Regions from separate parts of the Homo sapiens genome. Here regions 2, 3 and 4 are each linked to region 1. Evidence: chromatin contacts called from ENCODE Hi-C data. All regions are on one chromosome and are shown on one strand. Each heading gives the region's core, a stretch centred on a gene start or an enhancer-like site at or near the end of the contact. The rest is flanking DNA. Distances are from core to core; before and after follow the strand shown.

Evidence for each region. A loop is a pair of places that touch in the nucleus more often than their neighbours do. Pooled maps may share reads with other maps.
Region 2: a pooled map shows a loop between it and region 1 (7-fold over the local background). The contact joins the promoter of PPP2R3B here to the promoter of P2RY8 in region 1. A Hi-C loop is called at or near these places in 2 of 37 single-sample maps with no recorded cell type and 5 of 50 pooled maps.
Region 3: a loop to region 1 is called in a pooled map, with 6 times the contacts of the local background. The contact joins the enhancer-like site here to the promoter of P2RY8 in region 1. A Hi-C loop is called at or near these places in 3 of 37 single-sample maps with no recorded cell type and 9 of 50 pooled maps.
Region 4: a map of CD4-positive, alpha-beta memory T cell shows a loop between it and region 1 (5-fold over the local background). The contact joins the enhancer-like site here to the promoter of P2RY8 in region 1. A Hi-C loop is called at or near these places in 1 of 168 maps with a recorded cell type or tissue (CD4-positive, alpha-beta memory T cell), 4 of 37 single-sample maps with no recorded cell type and 8 of 50 pooled maps.

The regions. Positions count from the first base shown.
Region 1 is chrX:1,535,757-1,538,456 of GRCh38, forward strand. It overlaps P2RY8 (P2Y receptor family member 8), which reads right to left and starts at 1,429. Exons shown (of 2, transcript NM_178129.5): 1 at 1,165-1,429.
Region 2 is chrX:385,488-388,187 of GRCh38, forward strand. It overlaps PPP2R3B (protein phosphatase 2 regulatory subunit B''beta), which reads right to left and starts at 1,420. Exons shown (of 13, transcript NM_013239.5): 1 at 881-1,420. The coding sequence starts at 1,204.
Region 3 is chrX:2,709,274-2,711,973 of GRCh38, forward strand. The region is part of intron 1 of CD99 (CD99 molecule (Xg blood group)); the gene reads left to right. Among named protein-coding and RNA genes, the nearest start is that of CD99, 19 kb to the left of the region's middle. Within about 2 kb of position 1,423, at least 17 of the 41 ENCODE cell types and tissues checked have a DNase peak (open chromatin) inside an H3K27ac peak, as active enhancers do.
Region 4 is chrX:2,628,764-2,631,463 of GRCh38, forward strand. It overlaps the pseudogene CD99P1. Among named protein-coding and RNA genes, the nearest start is that of LINC00102, 15 kb to the left of the region's middle. Within about 2 kb of position 1,393, at least 11 of the 41 ENCODE cell types and tissues checked have a DNase peak (open chromatin) inside an H3K27ac peak, as active enhancers do.

The DNA of each region.
Region 1 (2,700 bases), core at 179-2,678:
TTTTCTTTTTGGGAACAGAGCCACGTGACCATGGTTCCCCTTTATAGAAATGGGACCTAAAGCGCCACAGCAGGCCTTGTTGTGTGTGGCCTGAAATTCCCAGAGCAGCTCCCTCTGCCTTTTCTCAGCTTTTTAGGGGACAGATCTGACAAGACCCAAGGAATTGGGGTTTCTAAGCGGACCTGTACAAATGAGGTCTGAGGTGGCCGTGAGACCCGGGTCTGGGGTCTCCCTGGCACCGAGGGGGTGACGAGGGGCCACCGTGCTCATCCAGGCACCCATAGGGCTTTAAAACCCGTTTAATTTATGCTTACTCTTCCATTATTGGAACGCTAAGCATTTGGGAGTTATTTATATCCCACGGCTCAAGGTCATCGCCAAGGTCTCATTGCAAACATTGAAAAAACTGCAATCTCAGGCGTAAATGGGTTACGTGCAGCAGCCGCAGCTGCTTACCCTCTCTAAGGTTAACCTCAAGAGAGGCGCATTTCATGGAATGAGTTTTTTTTTGTTTTTTTTTTTCTAAACAGAGTCTCGCTCTGTCGCCCAGGCTGGAGTGCAGTGGCGTGATCTCTGCTCACTGCAAGCTCCACCTCCAGGGATCATGCCATTCTCCTGCCTCAGCCTCCCGAGTAGCTGGGACCGCAGGCGCCCACCACCAAGCCCAGCTAATTTTTGTATTTTTAGTAGAGACGGGGTTTCACCGTGTTAGCCAGGATGGTCTCGAACTCCTGACCTCAGATGATCCACCCACCTCGGTCCCCCAAAGTGCTGGGATTACAGGCACCTGCCACCACGCCTGGCTAATTTTTGTATTTTTAGTAGAGACGGGGTTTCACCGTGTTAGCCAGGATGGTCTCGAACTCCTGACCTCGTGATCCGCCCACCTCGGCCTCTGAAAGTTCATGGAATGAGTTATTAAAGGAAGGGTGGCTTGCAGCCCTGGAAAATTTGAGCATTTCTCCCCTAAGTGACGAAGCGGCTGTGCAAAGTCTTCCTCCCAGGAAATTTGCACTCCTGGTCTGCTCTAGCGTGAGGAGAACACGCCTCATGGAGTTTGCACCGTCTTCCCCCATGTTCTCACCGTACACGGACCCTCCCAGCGACCCTGTCTTCTCCCTTGACAGTGCAGGACAAGCATAAAAGTCCAGCTCGGCGGCTCACCTGTGCAGAAGCAGCGGCAGAAGTAGCAGGTGAGAGCTCAGAGGGTCTCCAGGTAACAGGATGCAACGCTTAAGTCGACGGCCGTGCCTCAGAGCCCGGGACTCGGGGGGCCAGCCACCAGCTTGCAAGCCGTGGTCACTCAAAGTGCTTGAGAAGGTGTTCGTGGGCGGCAGACGGCTGCCCTTCCAGTTCCATCTGTCCAGCAACCTTGCAAAGGCGGCCGCTTCGCTGGGTGGCCCACCGGCTGGCACGACTGTCTCCGAATGCAAATTCTGCAAACTCCACCTCCCAGCGCACCACCACGGTTGCGACTCAGGCTTAGGTGGAAAGGAAGTGTGTTGTGACATTTCCTCTGTAACTGTCTGAACACTCATGTGCAGGGCTGAGCCCACTGGAGTAACGTCGCTGTGTCTCTGGGCAGCACCGTTAACCGCCCACCTCCCTATCACTGGCTCGCAGGGGGCCCTACTCTTAAGAGAACCCTGAGAGTGAGGAAAAGAGGGAGAATGATTTTTCTAAATTTTGTAACCAGCAGTGAAGAGCCGTGGCATGCTCCAGAACCGATTCCTGTTTCTTCTGAAATAACAAAACAAAACAAAGAAAGAACAGAACACGTTTCCTTTTAGACTCTAAAGCTGTGCTCATTGCGACATCTCTTGGTACACAGCCAGACTGTGACAAGCGAACAGACCTTGGGCACTGATCATTCCGGCTCTCACAGTTGGTCACGGGCGCTGCAGGCTCATATCCTCAACATCCCATGGGGGATCGGCCAGTTTCAGGAATGAGAACCAGGTTTCCGAGCTCTGGTATCCTTGCTTGTGAGGAGCAACGGTTGGTTCTTGTCACTCGTGGGAGGAGGTTGAGAGGGAAGGATCTGTCACTGAGAAAGAATGAATGAATATTGAACCACTGCTCAGGGAAAAGACATGGTAGAATCAATCCCTCAAGCCAGGCTGGGTGTGGTGGCTCACGCCTGTAGTCCCAGCACTTTGGGAGGCCAAGGCGGGTGGATCACTTCAGGTCAGGAGTTTGAGACCAGCCTGGCCAACATGGCGAAATCCCGTCCCTACTAAAAACACAAAAATTAGCTGGGTGTGGTGGTGGACACCTGTAGTCCCAGCTACTGGGGAGGCTGAGGCAGGAGAATCACTTGAACCTGGGAGGTGGAGGTTGCAGTGAGCCAAGATCAGGCCATTGCACTCCAGTCTGGGTGACAGTGAGACTGTCCCAAAAAACAAACAAACAAACAAAAAGACCAGGCCTGCTGGCTCACGCCTATAATCCCAGCACTTTGGGAGGCCAAGGCGGGTGGATCACTTGAGGTCAGGAGTTCGAGACCAGCCTGGCCAACATAGCGAAATCCCGTCCCTACTAAAAATACAAAAATTAGCTGGGCATGGTGGTGGATGCCTGTAATCCTAGCTACTGGGGAGGCTGAGGCAGGAGAATCACTTGAACCCGGGAGCTGGAGGTTGCAGTGAGCCAAGATCAGGCCATTGCACTCCAGCCTGGGTAACAGAGTGAGACTGTCTC
Region 2 (2,700 bases), core at 170-2,669, 1.2 Mb before region 1:
AATCACCTTCTATGAAATAAATGGCGTTTCTTCTAAGAAATACAGTGGGATTTTGGGAGGCCGAAGCGGGAGGATTGCTTGGACCCAGGAATTCCAGAGCACTCTAGGTAACATAGCAAGACCTCGTCTCTGCAAAAATAAATAAATAAATAAATAAACAAAAATTAGCCTGGCGTGATGGTGCACGCCTGTAATCCCAGCTACTGGGGAGGCTGAGGCAGGAAGTCCAACTGTGTTTGCGCCACTGCACTCCAGCCTAGGAGACAGAGCAAGACCCTGTCTCCAAAGAATTGTAAAATAAATAAAAAACGGACCAGGCGCAGTGACTCACGTCTGAAATCCCAGCACTTTGGGAGGCCAAGGCGGGAGGATCACTTGAGGTCAGGAGTTCGAGACCAGCCTGGCCCACATGGGGGAAACCCAGTCTCTACTAAAAATACAACATCAGCCAGGCGTGGTGGCACGTGCCTGTAAGTCCCAGCTCCTCGGGAGCCTGAGGCAGGAGAATCGCTTGAACCTGGGAGGCAGAGGTTGCAGTGAGCCAAGATCGCGCCATCGTACTCCAGCCTGGGCAACAGAGCAAAACTCTGTCTCAAAATTAAAACAAATTAAAATAATAAAATAAAATAAAATAGGAAGCCTTTCTACCTTTATAAATTGTGTGATTTTTAGGTTAACAACTGTCAATGACGGAATGTTCAGTACGTGGGACTTTCTTGTCTGTATGTGTGTGGTGGGGGGGGTCGGGGCGGGGAACAGACTCAATATGAAACCGTTTTGGGGTCTGACGCTCGCCCACCAGCCTCCATCGCGCAGCCACACGCCCACTATGCGACCAGAGCCACCTGCGCAGTTGTTAGCAGAAGGAAGAGTAACTTACTACTCTCGTCCCTGCGGATCTACGGGTGCCTCGAACGTGGGGCGCGTTCCTGGGGCTGGAGGCGGCGCCCAGGGGCAGCGCAGGGCCCGGCCCGGGGGTTCCCGGGGGTTCGAGCCCGCTGGGCCGGGGGGCGGCGAGCGGGGCTGTGGGCCAGGCCCCGGGCTGCTCCCCGTCCCCCGGGGTCGGCTGGTCCCGCCCGGGCGCCTTGATCCGGCGCAGGCAGTCCTGCAGCATCCGCTGCGTGCTGGCCTCGCTGAGCCAGTACAGGAACAGCTCGTCCACCTTCATCTTCAGGACCGGCTGCAGCACTTTGCCGGGCGGCATGGCGGGGGCTGGGCCCGCGGCGCCCCCGGACGCCCGCGCCCCGCCCCGCCCCGGGGGCTTCGGTCCGCCCCGGACCGACCTCGGTGATGCGAGCACGGCCCGCTGAGGGGGCGCGGCGCAGGGAACAGGGCCCGCGCCTCGGGAACTGCGCGGACTCGCGGGGCGCGGGGACCGAGGAGGGGGCGCGGTCCGGCCCGCGCTGCTCAGGGCAGCTTCAAAACGGGCGCGCCGGCCGCGCTCCCAAACAAGGGCGCCCGCGTTCACGTCACTGCGTCGCGTCATCGCGACGATGTCATCACGAGGCGACGCCGCCGCTAGCCACGCGCGCCCCGCGGCCCTCGGAGCTTTTGCAGGAGGCTTTGGTGGGGCCGAGCGGCTGCGGTGAGGACGAGGGAGGGGCTGTGGCGGCCGTACCGCCCGAGCTCTTTCTGCGTTTAGGATTTTTAGAGGCGCGGCCCATGGCGGCGTGGCAGTCCTAGAGCTGCGGAAATGCGAGCATGCGCAATGCGTGCCTGCCAGAGCGAGGAGAGGGTGGAACCTCCGCATGGAGCATGCGCCGTGCATAGCGGTGGAGGAGCGGAGTTCGGGAGGCCGGTCGGGTGAGCGTGCGCAATGGCTGCCCGCGGGGCGCAAGCCAGAGGCTGGGAGGTGTGTGAGCGGGTGGGGCTGGAGGACGGGAGTGCGCCTGCGCAGTGGGAGGCACCGGGAACGAGCGAGCATGCGGGGTGCGCGCCCGCCGAGCTCGGGAGCGAGCGTGCGTCCTACGGGAGCGCGCGAGGAAAAGATCAAACTTTTCAATAACAGCGGGCTACCTGGGACCCAAAGGGCCCCGTTTACTTTAGCTTTGCTTATCAAACAGTAGAGACAGGTTGGAGGAGTTGGACCCCTTTAAACGTTGGTGTTCAGGGATGAGCGTGAAGTGCGTTGAAAATTGCAAAAATCATCCACGTCCAGGGAGGTGACATTAGTTAAATAACTTTACCCAATGGTCGTTTTTGTTTCTGCTTTTAACAGTATCCATAAAAACACTGCATTATCATCTGTCTGGCACACATGCACCTGTTTCCTTTACATCTTGCCCCGCTTTTTATTCATTTTTTATCAAAATAGGGTTTCACCTGGTGTTGCACCCTGTTAGAGAGTAATTTCAAGGTCTTTTATGAGCCAGGTTCTCCTACTTCTGAGCTGCATAAATCGAGCCAGACTCAATAAGTAACCCTTGGCCGGGCGCGGTGGCTCAAGTCTGTAATCCCGGCACTTTGGGAGGCTGAAGCGGGCAGATCACGAAGTCAGGAGTTCGAGACCAGCCTGGCCAGCATAGTGAAACCGCCCCCACCATCTCTACTAAAAATAGAAAAATTAGCCGGGCATAGTAGCGTGTGCCTGTAGTCCCAGCTACTCGGGAGGCTGTGGCGGGAGAATTGCTTGAACCCAGGAGGTGGAGGTTGCAGTGAGCTGAGATCACACCATTGCACTCCAGCCTGGGCGACAGAGCC
Region 3 (2,700 bases), core at 173-2,672, 1.2 Mb after region 1:
GTGCACGTGAGCACACATGAAAACACACAAGCACATGCACATACTCCTGCAGTGCACATGCACACCCATATATGCATGCACACAGGTGTGTGCTCAGATAGCACCCTCACACATATGCACACAAGCACACAGGCAAACACGCAGACACATGAACAAATGCACATATATATTCATGCAGTGCACTTGTGCACATATACACATGCAAACAGGTGTGCATTCAGCACACTCACAATGCACATGAAAACACGTGTGCACACACATGCAGTGCAATACATATATGCATGCACATGTGTGCCCACACCATACACCCACACATACGTGCAGGAGCACACACGTGCACACACAGAAACCACATGAATGCATGAGCACGCGTATATGAAATACACATGTACACATGAGCACATCCACACGCGCACATGCATGAACATAGACACACACATGCATGTACATAGACACGCACATGCATGTACATAGACATGCACACGTATACCCAGGCCCTGCATTGGAAAAAATCCAAAATGTGGCTTGGTTGCAAAGAGCACATGAAGAGCTGTTGAATGCAGAGGTGCCCAGCAAGAAGCATGGACCTAAACCCGAAGGTGGTTGGGGGAAGCTTGGGGACACCTGGGTGGGCAAATGGCCCCCCTGAGGCCCAGGGACAGATGCAAAAACCCAGCAAGCCAGGAGGGTCTTTGAAAAAAAAAATGTGTACCACATGTGACATTTCCCATGTGAGGGAAGCATCGAGATCATACTGTGTTTTCCCTGTGCCCTGCGATTTTGCAGCTGACATGCCCTTTCTGTGGAAATATATAGCAGTCCTCATGCTAGGATTGCGTGTTCTGTGTCAGGCAGCTGGGCATGGGAGTGCAGGGTGTGGGGTGGAACCTGGGAGGAGAGTTCTAGTTTTACCACTGTGTTCCGGCCGTGGGGTGTCCTGGGGAATGGAGGCCACCTCCTGACACTGGAGTTTCCTGGGTTCTGCTGTGAGCGAGGAGTGGGAGAAGACAAGACTCTGGTCTTAGAAACCTTCCGAGTCTCGTACGCCCTTGACTGCCGTTTCTGAGTATTTCCTGAAGCTTGGGAAGGATGAGTCACTTTAAGGGGATTGTCCTATGTTGCTTTGTTTTGTTTCTTTAGTGACGGTGTCTATGATCATCTTCTGTTTATGAGGGTGAAATTACAGAAATAAGAAGGGTTACACTTAAAATAATATCTGTACTTTACTTTCACGTGTGGGGTTTTTTTTTGTCATTGCTGCTGCTTTTTTTTCTTTAACATTCTGACAGTTCTGTCTGCTTATTATTAAGTCTTCCTACCTTTCTAAAGAGAATGTCTTTCTTGCTAAAGAATACATTATGGACTCTTGGAATCTCTTTGTTGGGGTGGAGGGGGTGGGGACTTGCCCTGACTTGCTGGGAATGCCCATAGGGTTTAGAAGTCACGTCTACCGCTGAGGCACTAACAAAGGTAAGCCTTCAAGGAAGCACTGTCATTTCCGGGGAAGAGAGTTTTGAGGAAATTGAAACAGTTACGAATTGATCTAGCAGTCCCTCTACTAATGTATCTACATATGAAGATATGTAGAGATGACTTTTTTTTTTTTTTTTTTTTTGAGATGGAGTCTCCCTCTGTCACCCAGGCTGGAGTGCAGTGGCATGATCTCTGCTCACTGCAACCTCTACTTCCCGGATTCAAGCGATTTTCCTGCCTCAGCCTCCTGAGTAGCTGGGATTACATGCGCATATCACCACGCCTGGCCAATTTTTTTGTATTTATAGTAGAGACGGGGTTTCACCATGTTGGTTGGGCTGGTCTCGAACTCCTGACCTCGTGATCCTCTCACCTTGGCCTCCCAAAGTGCTGAGATTACAGGTGTGAGCCACCGCACCCGGCCCCAGAGATGACTTCTAAACCTTCAGGGTATTCCCAGCAAGTCAGGGCAAGTCTATATATATATAATATATATATGTGTATATATATATTTGTATAAATATATAATTCGTATATATAGTATGTATATATAGTATATATAGTATGTATGTATATGGTGTGTATATATGTAGTGTGTGTATACATAGTATGTGTATATACAGTATGTATGTATATAGTATGTGTATATATAGTATGTGTGTGTATTATATATATATATAGTATGTGTATGTGTGTATATATATATATGTTTATTTGGGATAAGGAAAGGAAATCAGTATGTCAAAGAGACACTCCCCTCCCATGTTTATTGCAGCACCATTCGGAGTAGCCAAGACATGCAGTCAATGGAAGAGCCCATCAAGGGATGAATGCAGAAAGAAAATGTGCTATATCAACTCTGTACATTCACTAAAAGCCATTCATTTGCACAGTGAGAATAAGTGCCTTTCATGCTATGTAAACTATGCCTCAATAAAGCTATTAAATGAACAAAGAAAATAGGGTATATTCACAATGGAATGGTATTCAGCTTTAAAAAAGAAGGAGGTTGGCTGGGTGCGGTGGCTCATGCCTGTCATCCTAGCACTTTGGGAGGCTGAGGCAGGTGGATCACCTGAGGTCAGGAGTTCAAGACCAGCCTGGCCAACATGGTGAAACCCCGTCTCTAGTAAAAATACAAAAAATTAGCTGGGCATGATGGGCGGGCGCCTATAGTCCCAGCTACTCAGGAGGCTGAGGCAGGAGAATTGCTTGAACCCAGGAGGC
Region 4 (2,700 bases), core at 143-2,642, 1.1 Mb after region 1:
ACTGGGAAAGTTGTAGCACTTCCTGCTTCCTGGAGATGGTAAATAAACTTTCTGTGTCACATGGGAGGTTGTAGCACTTCCTGCTGCCCAGAGATGGTCAATGAACTTCCTGAGTCACTGGGAAGGTTGTAGTACTTCCTGCTTCCTGGAGATGGTAAATAAACGTCCTGGGTCACTGAGGAGGTTGTAGCACTTCCTGCTTTCCTAGAGATGGTCAGTGAACATCCTGGGTCACTGGGGAGGTTGTAGCACTTCCTGCTTCCTAGAGATGGTCAATGAACTTCCTGGAGATGTTAAATAAACTTCCTGGGTCACTAGCGAAGTTTGTAGCACTTCCTGTTTCCTGGGGATGGTAAGAGAACTTCCTGGGTCACTGGGGAGGTTGTAGCACTTCCTGCTTCCTAGACATGATAAATGAACTTCCTGGGTCATTGGAAGGTTGCAGCACTTTCTAGTTTAGAGGGACATTATAACACTTCCTGGTTTATCTGGAGATTGTAATGCTTTCTGATTCATAGGGACATTGTAAAACTTTCTGGCTCACATTGTTACATTTCCTGGTTCAAATGGATAATAGTAGCACTTCCTGGTTCACAGGGACATTGTGACACTTCCTGGTTCTTATGGGTAATTGTAGCATTTCCTGGTTCACAGGGACATTGCAACGCTTTTTGGTTCATACACATAATTGTTAGCACTTCCTGATTCCCAGGGACATTGCAACACTTCCTGGTTCATAGGGATAATTGTAGCACTTCCTGTTTCATAGGGACATTGTAATACTTTCTGGTTCATACGAATAACTCTAGTACTTCCTGGTTCATATAGATAATAGTAGCAATTCCTGGTTCACATGGACATTGCAACACTTCCTGTTTCACAGAGACATTGCAACACTTCCTGGTTCATTCTGATAATTGTATAACTTCCTGGTTTGCAGGGACATTGTAACACTTTCTGGTTCATATGGATAATAGCACTTCCTGGTTCATAGGGACATAGTAACATTTCCGGGTTCATACATACGGATAATTGTAGCACTTCCTGGTTCATACGGATAATTGTAGCACTTCCTGGTTTGCAGGGACATTGCAATACTTCCTGGTTCATATGGATAATTGTAGCACTTCTTAGTTTTTAGGATCATTGTGACACTTCCTGGTTCATAGTGACACTGCCACACTTTCTGGTTCATATGGATAATTGTAGAACTTCCTGGTTCATAAAGACATTTGGAACCGTCTGGTTCATAGGGATAATTGTAGCACTTCCTGGTTCATAGGGACATTGCCACACTTCCTGGTTCATCTGGATAATTGTAGCACTTCCTGGTTCATAGGGAAATTGTGACACTTTCTGGTTCATAGTGACATTGCCACACTTCCTGGTCCATGTGGATAATAGTAGCACTTCCTGGTTCGTAGGGACCTTACCACACTTCCTGGTTCATCCAGATAATTGTAGCACTTCCTGGTTCATAGGGATATTGCCACACTTTCTGGTTCATATGGATAATTGTAGCACTTCCTGGTTCATATGGATAATAGTAGCACTTCCTGGTTCACAGGTACATTACAACACTTCCTGGTTCATTCAGATAATTGTAAAACTTCCTAGTTTGCAGGGACATTGTAACACTTTCTGGTTCATATGGATAATTGTAGCACTTCCTGGTTCATAGGGAAATTGTGACACTTTCTGGTTTATAGTGACATTGCCACACTTCCCGGTCCGTGTGGATAATAGCACTTCCTGGTTCGTAGGGACATTGCCACACTTCCTGGTTCATCCAGATAATTGTAGCACTTCCTGGTTCATCGGTAAATTGTGACACTTTCTGGTTCATAGTGATATTGCCACACTTCCTGGTTCATAGTGACATTGCCACACTTCCTGGTCCATGTGGATAATAGTAGCACTTCCTGGTTCATAGGGACATTGCCACACTTCCTGGTTCATCCAGATAATTGTAGCACTTCCTGGTTCATAGGGATAGTGCCACACTTCCTGGTTCATAAGGATAATAGTAGCACTTCCTGGTTCACAGGTACATTACAACACTTCCTGGTTCATTCAGATAATTGTAGAACTTCCTAGTTTGCAGGGACATTGTAACACTTTCTGGTTCATATGGATAATTGTAGCACTTCCTGGTTCATAGGGAAATTGTGACACTTTCTGGTTCATAGTGACATTGCCACACTTCCTGGTCCGTGTGGATAATAGCACTTCCTGGTTCATAGGGACATTGCCACACTTCCTGGTTCATCCAGATAATTGTAGCACTTCCTGGTTCATAGGGATATTGCCACACTTTCTGGGTCATATGGATAATTGTAGCACTTCCTGGTTCATATGGAAAATAGCACTTCCTGGTTCACAGGGACATTACAACACTTCCTGGTTCATTCAGATAATTGTAGAACTTCCTAATTTGCAGGGACATTGTAACACTTTCTGGTTCATGTGGAGAATTGTAGCACTTCCTGGTTCATAGGGAAATTGTGACACTTTCTGGTTCATAGTGACATTGCCACACTTCCCGGTCCATGTGGATAATAGTAGCACTTCCTGGTTCATAGGGACATTGCCACACTTCCTGGTTCATCCAGATAATTGTAGCACTTCCTGGTTCATAGGGATATTGCCACGCTTTCTGGTTCATATCGATAATTGTAGCACTTCCTGGTTCATATGGAT